Regions from separate parts of the Homo sapiens genome. Here region 1 is linked to region 2. A link is a contact called in ENCODE Hi-C or POLR2A ChIA-PET data. All regions are on one chromosome and are shown on one strand. Each heading gives the region's core, a stretch centred on a gene start or an enhancer-like site at or near the end of the contact. The rest is flanking DNA. Distances are from core to core; before and after follow the strand shown. Region 1 overlaps GTF3C1 (general transcription factor IIIC subunit 1). Region 2 overlaps IQCK (IQ motif containing K).

Region 1 (4,102 bases), core at 1,585-4,084, 7.7 Mb after region 2:
GCTCAAGGCAAAAAAACCCTGAAAACTGCCTTCATCCCTTGCCTCCTGCGCACGGAAAGTAACTGAAGCGGCACTTAATTAAATTAAATTAAATTTGCTCAGCATCTGCTTAGCACCTACTCTGTTCCAAGCAGACACTGTACAGCCTTTAAAAAGGACATAAAGCATGTAAAGCGTGTGGTCACCACCCTGAAGGAAGTCATGAGCTAGCTAGAAAGAACTTACACAGATGAGTAACTGGGCTACGGCGTGCCATGGAAGTGAGGGAAGGACTCACCATGAGCCCAGGTTTCCAGCCGCAGCAGCAGAGAGGTGGGCAACAGTATGGGCAAAGACATCATCCCTCCAGCAATCAGAATGGCTCCTTGTGCATGCATGTGACAATCTAAACATCCTGACCGTCATCATCTTGGTGCCTGCTGCCTTAATCCAGCACAAGGAGCCAAAACCACCACTGTCTGTGCTGTAAGTCATGCTAATCTTTCTTCTGGAAAGTCCTCTTGTCCCAGCTCCAGGCCTCAAGATGATGGAAACCACTCACTGGGCAATGGGTCCTACGCATGAACTTACTTTCAAGGGTCAGGCAAATGACATACCAGCATGAAGCAGGCCGCAGGCTATACAGTGGGAAGCGGGTGTCTGTGGTGAAAGGGGAAGGTGAGCCCCTCCGAAATGGGGCAGCTCCCTCTGCCTAGCCAACTGCTAATAAAGGAATAAAGTTCAATGTTTCCTAATTGTATTTTTATAGGGAAGGTGACAGTCAAGACTTTTTAGGTGAAACTTTCTGATTTTTAAATGCCGGCAACAAATTCAATACAAACAAACACTGTGAGCCAAATAAAACACACGGCTAGATTGGGCCTGTGTGTTATCAGCCTGTGGCCCTGCTCTATGTCTACTGTCACCTGTAAGTCTCACAATACCCTGGAAAGTGGGTACTATTACCCCCTAGATAATTCAGATGAGGAAACTGAGGTATACAGAGGTCAAATCACTTGCTGAAGGTCACCTTACCAGACAGTGATGGAACAAGAATTCTAACCCAGGGCTGTCTTACTCCCAAGTCCATTCAGGTGTGAGGTGTTAGTTTCAAGTTAGTTTGGTTAGTTTAAATTTCCAGGGACCTTAGGCTAGGGAGAAGCCTTTCTCTACAGTTGCCTGTCTAGCAAAAAAGGTTCTTTAAGGAACTAAGGTTCCTCCTTAGTTTCTCTTTACTTTAAATATAAATTACTTCTGTCTTTTCCTTAACACCTTTCTTCCAACAGGACAGAAAATAAAAATGATTAACAGCTCCACAGGCCATGAGTATTTAGGTATTCAGGCCATTAGACTTCAAAATCAAATACTGAGGGCTGAGTGCAGTGGCTCACGCCTGTAATCCCAGCACTTTGGGAGGCTGAGGCGGGCAGATCACCTGAGGTCAGGGGTTCAAGACCAGCCTGGCCAACATGGTAAAACCCCATCTCTACTAAAAATACAAAAATTAGCTGGGTGTGGTGGCGCACGCCTGTAATCTCTACTTGGGAGGCTGAGGCAGGAGAATCACTTGAACCCGGGAGGCAGAGGCTGCAGTGAGCCAAGATCATGCAACTGCACTCCAGCCTGGGCAATAGAGAGAAACTCTGTGTCAAAAAAAGAAAAGAAAGAAAAGAAAAGAAAGAAATAAAAGAAAAGAAAAGAAAAGATCAAATACTGAGGAATCACCTAACAGTTAAGTCCCCAGGACACCTCTCAGTTCCGTGAGCCTTTTTTCTTCCTTGCCACAGGACCCAACAATCTTTTCTATTTTCCTCTCTACTTAAAGGCTGATGCTACCACACTTTTCCTCAAGGAGTTCCAGTCATTCAACCAATCACACATTTACTCAGCACTGAGAATGTGTTAAACACTAGGAACTCAAAGATGAGGTTTTGCTCTAGGAAGGTTTCCTAACCTCCCAGCTGTTCCTTCTTTGTTTATATACCTGTGGTATTGTAATTATCTGTGTGATACCATCTCCTCCACAAGACTTTTCTCAGACACAGGGAAGCCAGACAGGTGGCCAGTGCTTCCATTAACTAAGCTAGGAAATAAAGGAAGAGACAAGCTTCCCTAGATGGGCAGTTCACAGTCTCTTGACAAATACGCCTGCCTACCTTCTGCAGGGCACTGAGCCCCGCCCTGGGGGTGCTGTGGGTCTGTCCTCATTCAGCACACACTCTCCTGAGGAGTGTGAATGAAGTCGGTCTCCACAGGCAACTTGCTATGCCCACAAAGTCAAGCACACAGGCTATAAGCAATCTTTTCTTGTACACCTTTTGGGTTTCCTTGGAATTAATAACTGCACTTTTTGCCATTTGCTTGGTTTTCTATGAGCATGTCACTAACTCTAAGGATTCTTTATTTTTCAGTTTCTTCTGCTCCCTACTTTATTTCAGTATCCTATGTTTGTTTCTTATGAGTTTTCCTGAAATATTCAGGGAGGCATTAAAATGCTGCCCAAAGCCCTGTGTTTTGGAAGTGGAGAGGAGGAAGGGAGAAGTTACCATCAGGTGGGCTTCCATGAACAGGGAGCTTGCAGGGGCTATTTTGTTGGGAAAACCCCCAAATTTCAGTATCTGGAGGATTTTTCTCATGGACTGGTCAGTTTCTTCAGAAAAAGAAGTCTCCAGCCTCTGGCCTAGGAAACCGTAAGTCTGGCTGTCAGTGTTGGAAGAGCCAAATGGTTCTAGGAGCCCACGTTCCCCTTTGGGAAGCTACTGGAGGATGCACATCAAACGACAGACTAAAACAAGAGACGGCCAAGCTGGGAGCAGCAGCTGGGAAACTCTCACCTAGCAAGACTGTCACAGAGCCCTCATTTTTGGCACAGTGCCCAGTCTCCAGCTTGGTCTCCTATCTCTGAGCCTAGAAACCCTCCAGCATGCTCTGTAGAGACAATGCCAGACTTCTGTCTCTGCGGGGAAGGGCCTCTTACAGGATTGCAACTTCTCACACAGACCATTAACCAATTCTCTTGTTTCTAGCCCTATCCATACTTACGCTTTCAAAGGCACCCAGTATCCCCAAGTTTTAGTTGATTTCAAGTTCTGAGGTGTCAGTTTTTGGCTATCGCCCTTCACAGGCACTTAGCTTTCCCAGTCTGGTCAGTCAGTCGCCATTTGCCCATCTACCTTTGAGCACCCAAATGTCATCACCAGCTCTCCCTTTTGTCATTTCCTGTCCTGTATTCTTTGTAGTTGAGGGTTTACTCCTCTTATATCCCTTTTCATCACTATGGTGAAGTTTGGGTGGAGTGCATATAAATGCATATATTCCAACTATCACCTTTTACTGAGAACTCTGACCTGCAGCTTTTAAAATGATTCTGGTTAATCAGGAGGAGTAAAAAGGATGGGACAAAAATCAAGAATAGATAAAAATAACTGGACTTGGTGGCTCACGCCTATAATCCCAGCACTTTGGGAGGCCAAGGCAGGAGATCACTTGAGCCCAGGAGTTCAAGACCAGCCTGGGCATGATAGCAAGACTTCGTCTCTACTGAAAATAAAAAGAAATTAGCCCAGCATGGTAGGGTTTGCCTGTAGCCTCAGCTACTCATGAGGCTGAGGCAAGAGGATTAGCTTGAGCCTGGGAGATCAAGGCTGTGGTGAGCCATGGTTGTGCCACTGCACTCCAGCCTGGGAAATAGAGCGAGACCCTGTCTAGGAAAAAAATATAACAGAGGCTGGAATGCAATGGCGTGATCTCAGCTCACTGCAACCTCTGCCTCCCAGGTTCAAGCGATTCTCCTGCCTCAGCCTCCTGAGTAGCTGGGATTACAGGCGTGTGCCACCACACCTGGCTAATTTTTTGCACTTTTAGTAGAAATGGGGTTTCACCATGTTAGCCAGGCTGGTCTCCAACTCCAGACCTCAAGTGATCTGCCCACCTGAGCCTCCCAAAGTGCAGGGATTACAGGCGTGAGCCACCGTGCCCAGACTAAGGAAGGTTTTTAAAGTTTCATAGTATGCTCCTTAAGTTAACTTTCTTAGAAGGCTCAGATCCTACCTCTGCTGAGTACTGATTGTTTAACCTTCTGTAAGTTACTCAGCATCTCTTCACTTTAATTTTCTTACATATA
Region 2 (3,627 bases), core at 468-2,967:
TATGGATTTGCCTGGTCTGGACAGTTCATATAAATGGAATCATTCAATATGTAATCCTTTGTGACTGACTTCTTTCACTCAGCACAATGTTTGCAAAGTTTATCCATGCTGTAGCATGTGTCAGTACTTTACTCCTTTTTACAGCTTGTATTAGTCAGCTCAGGCTGCCATAATAAAATACCACAGACTTGACAGTTTAAACAACAGACATTTCTTCTCTCATAGTTCTGGAGACTGTAAGTCTGAGATCAAGGAACCAGCATGGTCAGGTTCTAGTGAGGGCTCTCTTCCCGGCTTGCAGACAGCCACCTTCTTGCTGGGTCATCACATGGGAGAGGGAGCTCTCTGGTGTCTCTACTTCTTCTTCTTGTAAGGGTACCAGTTCTACCAGATCAGGTATATACCCTTAACCTTAATCACCTCCTTAAAGGTCCTATCTCCAATACAGTTAGATGGTGGGAGTTAAGGCTTCATCATATGAATTCTGAGGGACATAACTCAGTCTGTAGCATGGCTGAGTAATATTCCATTGTATGAAGGTATCACATCTCACTTATCCATTAATCAATTGATGGGCATTTGAATTGTTTCCACTTTTTGGCTATTATGAATAATGCTGCTATGAATATTCATGTACAAGGTTTTGTGTACTCATATGCTTGCTTTTTTTTTTTTTTTTGAGACAGGGTCTGGCTCTGTCACCCAGGCTGGAGTGCAGTGGCACGACCTCGGCTCACTGCAAGCTCCACCTCCCAGGCTCAAGGGATTCTCCCACTTCAGCCTCCCAAGTAGCTAGGATTACAGGCACCTGCCACCACGCCCGGCTAATTTTTGTATTTTTAGTAGTGACAGGGTTTCACTATGTTGGCCCGGCGGTGTTGAACTCCTGACCTCAGGTGATCCGCCCGCCTTGGCCTCCCAAAGTGCTGGGATTACAGATGTGAGCCACTGTGTCTGGCCGGCCTTGTTGAAGACTTCAGAGTTGAACCCAATTTCAGCTGGGCCACACAGCATCAGGAGGGCTTTATAGGAAAGAAGAGTATGGGGCACATTGGAGATGGGTCGGATGACCCGGTGGCAGTAAGAACAGACAAAAGTGGACAGATTTAGGAGACATTTAAGGGGCAAAAATGACATAGATGAGATCAGTGATCTTTTCTAAAAATGTAGCTTTGTTTGTAGATAAATGTATTTCTCATCGTAGTAAGTGGTTGAAAACGTTCGTGTTTTCTTTTCAGTGGACCGGGGGCTTCCTGTTAGAAAGAACGCCGGTTGAAACTCAAAGGATGTTAATTCCCATCCTCTTTCTTCATGTTTGGTAAAAACAATAACAACAACAACAACAAACACCTTACCAAACATGAAGAAAGGGGATGGGAAGTTTTTTGTTTTGTTTTGTTTTGTTTTTGAGACAGGGTCTTGCTGTGTCCCCCAGATTGTAGCACAGTGGCACAATCTTGGCTCACTGCAACCGCTGCCTGCTGGGCTAAAGTGATCCTCCCACCTCAGCCTCCCTAGTAGCTGGGACTACAGGCACACGTCACCATGCCTGACTAATTTTTGTAGTTTTTGTAGAGGTTTCGCCACATTGCCCAGGCTGGTCTCGAACTCCTGGGCTCAAGAGATCAGCCCGCCTCGGCCTCCCAAAGTGCTGGGATTACAAGTGTGAGCCACCACGCCCTGCCAGTTTAGTTTCTTACTCCTTGGAGTTTCTTGATGTTAGCCCTATCTGCCCTGGGTTCTGAGTCAGCCATCAAGATGAGTGAATCTTGTCTCGCAATCCCTAAGTACAGATTGAAATAATTTCTCAATTGTTTATTAATTTGTTACCCTTGTAGAGGAGCTGTTTAAAAATAAACTGGAGGGTTTGTCTCTGTTGTTCTTAAAGGCAGCATATAATATACAGAGCTTCTGCCAGTCTGAACTGGCTAACAGTTTATACCCTAAACTCATTCAGAATGCCTGGGATATTTCTAAAGGTTCAGTTTGGGCAGCGGCAGCTGAGAATGCAGTGATAAATAAAAAAGTCATAAGACACGGCTGATGGGGTTTGTCTGTGTTCATTCACACCCATGACTCACTCGGCTTTTGAAGACACAGAATTTCGAAGGACAACCAGATGGTGGCTGTTTAAACTGCAGCACTAAAACTCCAATCTTAATGTATTTCAGCTAATTGCAAAATGGAGTTACCCTTGTAAATTGAGATATAGAAAGAAAATACGAATAGATCTATAAATACATATGAATAACACATAAACTAAGGCTTACTCAATGATTTAAAGAAAACCTGCTTAAATATTTGTTTTAAAATATTATATTTTCCAGTTTTTCTGCAGTAACTGCATTACTTGTGTGATAACAAATAATTTTATAGCCGGGCATGGTGGCTCATGCCTGTAATCCCAGCAGTTTGGGAGGCTGAGGCGGGCGGATCACTTGAGCTCAGGAGTTCGAGACCAGCCTAAGCAACATGGTGAAACCCCATCTCTACCAAGGACACAAAAAATTAGCCAGGCGTGGTGGTGCATACCTGTGGTCCCAGTTACTTGGGAGGCTGAGGTGGGGGGGATCACCTGAGCCCAGGAGGCAGAGGCTGCAGTGAGCTGAGATCACATCACTGCACTCCAGCCTGGGCAATAGAGCGAGACCCCATCTCAAAAAATAATAATAATTTTATTGAATATTTATTATGTGCCATACAATATGTACCATTTCGTTTCATCCTTGAATTCTACCAAAAGGAAAGTCTTCCTATCCTCCTTTTATGGATGAGAGAGCTGAGGCTTCCAAGATGTTGAGAGACTTGTTCAGGCCACCCAGTTGGTAAATGGTGGTAGGATTCAAAGCCGGAGCTGCCTTCTCCCAAGTGGTGTGCTCTAAGCAGCTAAGCTGTGCTTGGATGGCTCCATTGCTAGGTTTGATTTGGTGGCTTCCTTCCCCTGTCAATACCTCAGTTTTCACCTATTAAAAACAAGCCTTTTATTGAATCTCTCTTTTTCCAGGAATCAAGACCCTTTACGGGGTCAAACCTTGATAATCCCATGGTTCTGTCTCAATATAACCAATGTTGCCACTCCCACGCCAAATGTTTCCATTTAAAATACTGCCTTCAAGGAGACTTTGCTCTGGATTAACTTTAGTAACTGTTTGGAAGTCAACAACAGAAAGCTGCAATTACTGCTCATTCAAGGCTGTCACGTTCTCCCGGAATGCCTTGTGGCTTCCAAGTTGGCTTAATTTTCCCAAAAATAATGCAACACAGCATCTGGTACTGTCAAGAAATGGAGGTAAATTTACCAGGCTACTGACATTTACGCCCTGAATGTCAACATGTATTTCTTTGTAGAAAGGAATCTTCCACAATTTGTTCTTCTAGTTGGGGGCAGAGGGGCATAGATTTTTTTTTTCTTTTTTTCCTGTATTCTTCGAATTTTCTATAATGTATTGCTCTTCATGGAAAAATAAAATCTCGGTAATATATATAATACACTCCCCTGCCTTTCTAACTTTAGGGACCAATTCTTACTCCAAGGTGGTGTCAGATGATGGTTAAGACCATGGGTTTTGGAGTCAAAAGATACCAAGATCAGAATCTTGGTGTGGCCATTTACTTAACTCTGTGACC

Evidence for each region. Hi-C counts contacts between places; a loop is a spot of excess contacts on that map. ChIA-PET counts read pairs that join two places held with the same protein, here RNA polymerase II (POLR2A).
Region 1: a map of ovary shows a loop between it and region 2 (30-fold over the local background). The contact joins two enhancer-like sites. A Hi-C loop is called at or near these places in 1 of 168 maps with a recorded cell type or tissue (ovary). POLR2A ChIA-PET finds 5 or more read pairs at or near these places in 1 of 52 experiments (T-cell).

Annotation. Positions count from the first base shown.
Region 1 is chr16:27,523,522-27,527,623 of GRCh38, forward strand. The region is part of intron 6 of GTF3C1 (general transcription factor IIIC subunit 1); the gene reads right to left. Among named protein-coding and RNA genes, the nearest start is that of GTF3C1, 24 kb to the right of the region's middle. RefSeq lists a silencer at 2,836-3,036. Within about 2 kb of position 2,835, at least 5 of the 41 ENCODE cell types and tissues checked have a DNase peak (open chromatin) inside an H3K27ac peak, as active enhancers do.
Region 2 is chr16:19,843,419-19,847,045 of GRCh38, forward strand. All of the region lies in intron 8 of IQCK (IQ motif containing K), which reads left to right. Among named protein-coding and RNA genes, the nearest start is that of GPRC5B, 40 kb to the right of the region's middle. Within about 2 kb of position 1,718, at least 4 of the 41 ENCODE cell types and tissues checked have a DNase peak (open chromatin) inside an H3K27ac peak, as active enhancers do.